2 separate regions of the Homo sapiens genome follow, and region 2 is linked to region 1. Evidence: chromatin loops called from intact Hi-C (ENCODE). Cell type or tissue: HepG2. All regions are shown on one strand. Links, peaks and the distances in the headings refer to the core of each region. The heading gives the core; the rest is flanking DNA. Region 1 overlaps KATNAL2 (katanin catalytic subunit A1 like 2). Region 2 overlaps KATNAL2 (katanin catalytic subunit A1 like 2).

Region 1 (4,396 bases), core at 91-4,090:
CCAACTTATTGTCAGCAATAATTTACTCACTGGCAAGATCGGACTGAATAATTCATGTTACAACTGCAATCAGAATACTCATGATTGCTGGTTGTTAGTTGGTTTTTGTACCCCAAATTAAGTCGCATAAAATTACTTCCTTTTCATTAGTTCTGAGAATGTGCTCTTTTCCTTTTCTTCCATTCATCCTTCCTTCCTTCTCTTTCTTCTCCTTCCTTTCTGCTTTCCTCTCTTCCCTTCCTTCCCTCCCTCAGTTCTCTTTCTCACCAATTCTTTCTCCAAATAATATTAATTGTCCCATCCACTCAAGGCATAGATGTAGAGTGACAGTTAAAATGCAGAATTGCTTCCTGCAATGCTAAATTGTTCTTAAAGTACAGTTGTTGTTCAGGAAGTGTGTTTGCAGCCCTGTCCAGCTCCATTTCTGGTGTGATTTCAGGGAGCTGGACTGTGCCATGTTACGCCGCCTGGAGAAGAGGATTCTGGTCGATCTCCCCAGCCGGGAGGCCAGGCAGGCCATGATCTACCACTGGCTGCCTCCTGTGAGCAAGAGCAGGGCCTTGGAGCTGCACACAGAGCTGGAGTACAGTGTGCTGAGCCAGGTCAGCTGCCCTGGAGAGGGGCACATGTAGGTCAAGGGCCCACCATATGGCCATCTTGTAGACCAGGTCTTACCATGAGCTGATAGAAGCTTGAGACACTTAGAATAAGATCCAAGCTGCCCCCGTAATGCAATGGGCATCTTCACGAAGAATAAGCTCCTTTTCACTTAAAAATATTCAGAGAAGGAGAAACAATGTGAGGCAGTGGAAACAGCATAGGGTTTAGACTCAGAGAACCTATGGTCAAATCCTGGCCCTGCTGCTTGTTAGCTGTGTGACCTCGGAGAAGTCACTTACTCTTTGAGCCTGTTTCTTCATCTGTAAAATGGGTAGCAGATGAGCCACAAAGAATGACTGTGATGATTACATAACAGAAAAACTCCAGGTACATGTCTATTATGCCCATTATCACTGGTGTCCATTCCCAGGGTGTTGCAGAAATGTTGCCTGCTTTTGGTGAACATTTGAACACAATGTTCTCTGAGGTTCCTAAATGGCAGGTATGATCTTATTTACAAGAATAAACGTGCCTACCAAATTTGACCATCCTTGGATTTGAGCACAGGGGCCCTGATAGGCTAACTTGGGTGTTCTGATCCTTCACTGGCATCTTACAGCATATTTCGATGGTGTTAGAAAGCCATTCTAGCCCAGCTGCTTAGGTTATCCCAACATGCTAGCAGGGTCTCTTCCTCAAGCACTGTTTATCTGGGAATCTTTTTAGGATGTTCATGGGTGACAGATACAGAATCTACACAGGGCTTCTGATACTGGGTCCTGCCTATAACAACGTAATGGCCAGGAGCATTCTGCCCACTGACCAATGGCTGGTTTTTTGGCTGTTTCAGGAGACTGAGGGCTACTCAGGCTCAGATATTAAGCTCGTCTGCAGGGAAGCAGCCATGCGGCCCGTGAGGAAGATCTTTGATGCACTTGAAAATCACCAGTCAGGTATGGGTTGGATCACCATGAAGGTGTTCCAGGAATTTGTGTAAAAATCCCTCTCACCAGCAGATGGAGCCTGGCGCCTGTTCTTGGTGCCGCTTTACACTTGGCAATGCGTTTTTTGGTCAAATCATCCCTCACTCAACTCATTCCTCCGTGGGTGTTCTGATTTGGATCGACTTTGCTTGCAGATGATAAACTCCTTAGGGCTCAGGCTTTTATTTCTCTGGCACACTCTGATGTTGGGCTGGATCCATTTGAGGCACTATATAAATATTAAATAATACCTGGTAACGATACATTTAGGTCACATTTTTTTGTCTGGGCCTTAGGGGCTAACTCAGTTGCACGTTAAAGAATTTTTCCCCAGCCCTCTTTAGTCTTGCCTTTTGCTGCATTAACAATTAAGAATGCTGCATTATGCATTATTTTGAAAGAAGGTCTATTAGCGTTTCAAGAGCATTGATCACCAAGAGGTCGATTGTTGTGCTGTTACTGTTGTGTTCTTATCCTAGAAAGCAGCGACTTACCCAGGATCCAGTTGGATATAGTAACCACTGCCGACTTTCTGGATGTGCTAACTCACACCAAGCCCTCCGCAAAGAATCTGGCTCAGAGATACTCAGACTGGCAAAGAGAGTTCGAGTCTGTCTGAAACCACATTTACCCTGACCTGGCCACAAAGGCAACCACAAAGACCTCCTAGTTTATTAATGTCCGTGGGAGAACAAAATGATTGGAATGGAAAAGAGAAAATTATTTTTGAAGACTGGATTAACTTGAGCCACTGTATTGTTTTGGATAGCTGAGATATATTTATTAACTTACCATTATCGATGTCAGCAAAATATTGAGAGTTTCAGTTACATACATATATGTGCTATTGGGTCATACAATGGAGATTTTTCTGACAATTAGACTCCATAAAATTTTAATGAACAATTTTCTGTAATGTTACTCATTTGTAAACTTTTTAAGAAAAAGATGTACTTAGAAAAGTTGTGTTGGCCACACACAGGATGACCCTGAGTTGGGGCAGCCAAGTAGAAGCTAAGCTTGACAGGCACTGCCCAGCTGACAGTCCCAGGGTGAAGGAGGACGGAAGCAGGGAAGGCAATGCAGTCTGTTTCTCATTCCGGACAATATTCTGAATCTCATCAGCTCCCCCTAATTCTGACTCCATCCAGCTTTGTCAGCAGCAAACCCCTCCCAAACTAAGCCCCACTCAGAAATGTCACTGAGCATTCTGATGCTAGAGCTAATAGCCAGGGTGACTAGCACACCATCACCATCAGCTGCCAGTCTGATTGTTTTGGGTTCTGGCCCCCAATAACATCTTTTCACTCTTCACACCTCACATCCGGTGTGCTCTGCCCTTCTCTTTCCATTGCCGCAGCTTCTCATCAGATCCAAAGCTTAGGATGGGGCACCTAAGCTTCGAGAACATTCATCCCAAGTCTTCCCTGCTCTTAGGCTCTTCCCCCTCTCCTTAAGGGGTTATAAACAACTAGACGCATCTCTCTCAGAAACCCACAATCCGAGGCATCTACTTTCAACCCTTGATAAATTTTGAAGGCTTCTACTAAGTAATGCCACTTCTTTTCCCCCACTAGAACTTACCTATGGGAAATCACCTTCTTTTCTCTTCCTTGCCTTGTCTTCATCATCCCTGCAGACAGACTCTTCAAGAGGAAAAACCTCCAGAAAGAGACACTTTGGATAGCTAAGTATCCCAAAGGATTTTACCCTTTTAAACAAAACCAAAGCATTTTTTTCGGTATCGATTATTTTGAGATTATTCTCAAATGCCTCTTTAAACATCATTTCATGGAAAATGTCAAATTGAAAATATACCTTATTTAACAAATTGAAAATAAAAAAGATTTCATCTCAGTACATGCTTAAACTTCTTCATAAGCATCAGGCACTACACCATGCAGCACCAGTGATATAGAGAGTCCCCAGTCCCTGGGCCATGGACCCGTAGTACCCGTCCGTGGCTTGTTAGAACTGGTTTGCACAGCAGCTAAGAGGCAGGTGAGCATTACTGCCTGAGCTCCACCTCCTGTCAGATCAGCGAAAGCATTAGATTCTCATAGGAGCGTGAACTCCATTGTGAACTGTGCATGCGAGGGATCTAGGTTATGCGCTCTTATGAGAATCTAAGTAATGCCTGATGATCTGAGATGAACAGTTTCATCCCAAAAGCATCCATCCCCCGCCCCCTATCCAGGCCCACTCCGTGGAAAAACTGTCTTCCATGAAACCGGTCCCTGGTGCCAAAAAGCCTGGGGACCACTGACATAGATGACTCTACTTTGAATGGCCCAAGACTGATGTAAGGCCTAAGTTCCGATGTCTACTTTATGGTTTGGCGGGGGTTCTTCTTGTCAGAACTGACATCAGCTGACATTTCTTGTAGCTGCTAGTCCATTTGCTTGTGGCCACTACCATCATTTCTAATTTTATAAAATCTCAACTGCTGTTGTGAATTTGCTGCAGTGGGAAAGTTGGTGCTGTATGTATACCCAAAAGTGACTGGGTAAAGGGGCAGGGGAAATGCTCCTCTGGATAGCAGGCTTCATGACAATACATTTAGGTCCTTTCTGCTTACTGCCCGTTCCTGAATTCATTCAGAATAAGTGCAGTCCTGCCATCCCTCACAGCAAATACACTTAACCTTCTTCCACTTCCAAAACCCCATATGCAGCCTGTGTGCCTGCTGCATCTCCACATCCTCCATTCCCTTTAAATATCGCCTAGTCCATGTTTTTAACACTTCCACCTCTATTCAATCACATACTCAGTCCTCCTCTTTTTTCCTAAGAAAATTTGTCTTCAAATACTTC
Region 2 (4,396 bases), core at 229-4,228, 50 kb before region 1:
GCAGGAGGCAGTTGACAACGAACTGAGAGTTCCCATTGTTTCTCTTACCCATGCCAGCAACCACTGCTTTCAATAAACCTATTGCCCCCTAGAAGGAAATGAGTGCCCCCGTCCCATGGTTAGCAGACAGGCAGGCCATCAGTCACTTCTCAGCTTAGGCTCAAACTCTGTATCTCCACATAGCAGTGGGGTGGAATTGAGCCCCGGAGCAGGGCAGGGCTGACTTTGGTCTTTCTGTGCCTCTGTTTCTCCATCTGGGCTATAAGAGCATTCCTGAAATTGACAAGCCAGACAGTCTGCATGTGGGTAGTGGGCTGCTCTGCTCTATTCACCAGGCACTTAAGTAAAGTAACCCCAAGGGTAGCATATGAGAAAGTGCTAAGTGTTCAATCTATGACAGGGCTGTGGGGCTTGTTGTCATAGGGACGGCTTCCAGGATATGCGTATAAACTTAGAAGCCAGACTCTTTTTTTTTTTTTTTTTTTTTTTTGAGACGGAGTCTCACTCTCTCGCCCAGCCTGGAGTGCAATGGCGCGATCTCGGCTCACTGCAAGCTCCGCCTCCTGGGTTCAGGCCATTCTCCTGCCTCAGCCTCCCGAGTAGCTGGGACTACAGGCACCCGCCACCAAGCCCGGCTAATTGTTTTGTATTTTTAGTAGAGACGGGGTTTCACCGTGGTCTCGATCTCCTGCCCTCGTGATCCACCCGCCTCGGCCTCCCAAAGTGCTGGGATTACAGGCGTGAGCCACCGCGCCCAGCCCAGACTATTTTCTTTCAAATGTCTGCTCTTCCCTTTGCTAATCTGTGATCTTGGACAAGTTACTTATTCTCTTTATGCTTCAGTTCCCTTGTCTGTAGAATGGAGTAATGGGGTATAGCTAAGTATCAGGTAGATGCCATTATTACGAGGATTAAATATGTAACATGCTTAGAATCATGCCTGACAATTACACTTATACTTCTATTATTGATAGGATTTGGGTTTTATTCTCTTAATACCCAACTTGGTTCAGCAAAGGACTTAAAGAAACTGGAATGTGGGCTTGGCCCATTTTACATCATCTTTTGATGGAATCTCAGCTCTATCCAAAGAACCCTGAGTTAAAATACCTCAAGGTGCTTTTCTGAGTGTGTGCAGCACTTGGAGCAGTAGTTATACAGAATATTAATAGGTGTTAAAGAGTTTTGTGGTCAGGTAAGCTTGGCAGATATTGGGTTAAATTAAACTAGGTCCCTCATTTCAGGACTTCTCAGACCATCTGATTTACTATGTGCAATGAGAATATCATACTAAAGTCACAGTATTCAAGGTTTTGCAAATCAATTTGGCCAAAGCTTTTCCAGGGTTTTGTTATTGTGGTTGTTGTTTTGGAGACAGGGTCTCACCTATCATCCAGGCTGGAGTGCAGTTGCCCAATCATGGCTCACTGCAGCCTCAAATTCCTGGGTTCAAGTGATCCTCTCACTTCAACCTCCTGTGTAGCTGAAACTACAGGTGTATGCCACGACACTGTTTGTTTATTTATTTATTTCCTTATTCATTTATTTTTGGTAAAGATGGAATCTCGCTATGTAGACATAGCTGGCCTTGAACTTGTGGTCTCATGCAATCCTCCCACCTCAGCCTCCCAATTAGCTCAACTGCAGGTGCGTGCCGCCATGGCTACTTTTTGTTTCGTTGTTTTGTTTTGTTTTTTGGTAGAGATGAGATTTATCTGTTGCCCAGGCTGGTCTGGGACTCCTGGGCTCAAGCGATCCACCCACCTTGGCTTCCAGAGTGCTGAGATTACTGGCATGAACCACCATGCCTGGCCTAAGGAACTCTTTTTTTTTTCTCAGACCATCTTTAGAGACGAGTTTTCCACAGATAACTTTGAGAATGCTGTCTTCCTAGATAAGTTGACTCTTATAAAACTTAAACTCACCATGCCAGGTCCCAGCACTGTGAACATAGTAACAGAATCTCAGTAAATGTTATTTGCATAGCCATTGAGGAACTTACTAGAATGTAGATGGGTAGAATAATTAGAAACGAAGACAATGCCATTTTCACAAATTATCCCTGATTTTTTATTACAATGTATTTTTTGTTCCAGAAATTGTATCAGAAAGAAGAACTGTAAAAACAAAAAGATAAAAATAAAAGTCAGATGTAGTTGTTAAGGCCAAGTAGTTTGCTGCTTACAAAGCATGCATTTTTCCTTTCTGCCACGAGATGGCTCTTTGTATCGTGAATCAATGAAAGTTCTACTAGAACTGATCATTTTCCGAAACCTGCTGGGAAAGGGACAAATGAGTGGACTGTCAAAACGAAAATGAACTATAGGTATTTTTAAGGACATATGAGTGTCAATAAAAGAGATCTGCCTTAACGAAGTTCTACAAATTCAGCAGAGGATAGATTACTGTGGATTAAAATAAACAATCAGGGAAAGCTTTGTAGAGAGGGTGACGTGAGCTGGACTTAAAAGATGTATAGAATATGAATAGACCGATGTGATGTAAGGCCATTCCTGGCAGAGGCACAGAGGAAGAAGGGGCACAGCCTAAGTGGAACAATTAAGTAAACAAGAAGACCAGAGTTTGAATGTGTGAGTGAGAATTGGTGACAGCAGACAATGGAGGGTCATGGATGCTGGTTCTTCTATTAATAGTCCTCCATATCCATCTTCTCGGGCTTGGGTAATTTTAGTAGCCTCTGCGTCTCTCTCTTGTGTCTTGTTATTATGGCCCAGTATTGCACACTACTCCTAAAGTCCCGTCCTGTCGCTCTGTTGGTTAAGAATCTCTAGCGGCTCCTCCTGCCAACCACATCGAATTCAAACCTCATTCAAGCTCAGCTCACTTGAGACCAGACGTTCGGGACCAGCCTGGGCAGCACAGCAAGACCGCATCTCTACAAAAAATAAAATAAAATAAATAGCTGGGCGTGGTGGTGCACGCCTGTAGTCCAAGCTACTTGAAAGGCTGAGGTGGGAGGATTGTTTGAGCCCAGGAGTTCCAGGCTGCAGTGAGCCAAGATTGTGCCACTCCAGCTTAGGTGACAGAACAAGGCCCTGTCTCTAAAAAGAAAAAAAAAAAAGGTTAAAAAAAGTTTGTAAAAACAGAGGAAATGTTAGTCATTTTCTCTGAGGGGCAGAATTTTCTTTTGATTTACCAGTATTTTCTAGTTTTTTCTTAAGTGAATATGTATTACTCCATACTAAAGTTATTAATAAAAAACTGATTTAGTTTTTCTCTCTGTAAAATGAGGATTAAGACATAGTATAGAAGCATGGTGAGACATGAAAAAGTATAGAAGGTGATTGGCTAGAGTCAACTGACTGTGGTTTGCAGCTTCTTTAAAATTAGCTTAGGAGAGATACATACATTTCAAGGTCATTGAAAATAATCATGGCATCTTCTTTTAAGAAAGTTCAGGCTAGGCATAGTGGCTCACACCTGTAATCCCAACACTTTGGAGGCCAAGAAGGGAATCAATTGCTTGAGGCCAGGAGTTTGAAAGCAGCCTGGGCATCATAAGGAGACCTTGTCTGAAAGAAAGAAAGAAAGAGAGAGAAGAGGAGGGCTACTAAAAAAGAAAGTTTTCTCTTTCTACTTTCCTGGATCTAGATTCAAATGAAACAGAAAGAACTCTAACCTGCAGCAGAAATCTGAATCTGGGGTCCTTGGATGAGCTCCTGAAATTGTATGCTAATTTGCACATGTGCACACTTTTCAGGAGAAAATTGTTGGTTTTAAAAGAAGTTAAGAACTAAAATTTAAGACCTGGAGAGTCTTTCTTCTTTCAGAGGATTTTGAGACACAGCCCTTGCTTCCAGTGCTAAGGCCACTTATATTGGACAGTTTTACAACTGAACAAGTTAAAAATGACAGTAAGGAACAAAGATCAAGGTACTACTTTTATACAGAAACACTCTGAAGTGCAATGTGTGACTGATTAAAAAATTACCAGAAACAAATAATACATTCCAAGTGGATGTTATCTTATATGAAAGTTCTTTGATGATCTTGATTGGTAGATCTTTGGAATTTCCTTCAGTGCTCGAGACTTGTTAATGTGAATTACTTCAATGATGGCAAATTTGGGTTGAATTTGGGTTTTATCATTTTGCCAAATGTTACCTAAAATGAATACCTGTGAATAAAGAGGTAACCAAGTTTGGGCAGATACCCATTTTAGGCTGCAAATGAGTAAAGACAAATCACAAGATGTTTCTTGGTTGATTTACTTATTTGACTTTTAAGCACTTCCAAAAACATCCTTAACAACGGTGACATCACCAGAATAAGTATGTAACTTTCAAAGGCAACTGCTTTGAAAGATAATAGTTAAATATACTTAACAAATATGGGGCTCTTTATAGGCAAACCTCCTATGCACATACTAGTTTTC

The links. A loop is a pair of places that touch in the nucleus more often than their neighbours do. Peaks named below come from ENCODE experiments on the same cell type or tissue, not always from the same donor. Only the 100,000 strongest peaks of a DNase experiment are listed, where the experiment ranks them.
Region 2: it touches region 1 in a loop (8-fold over the local background); 3 of 110 quality-filtered maps call a loop at or near these places.

Annotation. Positions count from the first base shown.
Region 1 is chr18:47,098,804-47,103,199 of GRCh38, forward strand. It overlaps KATNAL2 (katanin catalytic subunit A1 like 2), which reads left to right. Exons shown (of 18, transcript NM_001387690.1): 16 at 440-602; 17 at 1,451-1,553; 18 at 2,063-3,440. The coding sequence ends at 2,202. Among named protein-coding and RNA genes, the nearest start is that of HDHD2, 49 kb to the right of the region's middle. RefSeq lists silencers at 1,536-1,748, 1,584-1,693. In HepG2, for the core only: a CTCF peak has its summit at 1,626 (motif pointing right); a DNase peak (open chromatin) is centred at 1,608.
Region 2 is chr18:47,048,363-47,052,758 of GRCh38, forward strand. All of the region lies in intron 4 of KATNAL2 (katanin catalytic subunit A1 like 2), which reads left to right. Among named protein-coding and RNA genes, the nearest start is that of ELOA2, 15 kb to the left of the region's middle. In HepG2, for the core only: a CTCF peak has its summit at 2,218 (motif pointing right); a DNase peak (open chromatin) is centred at 2,209; H3K27me3 peaks cover 191 bases.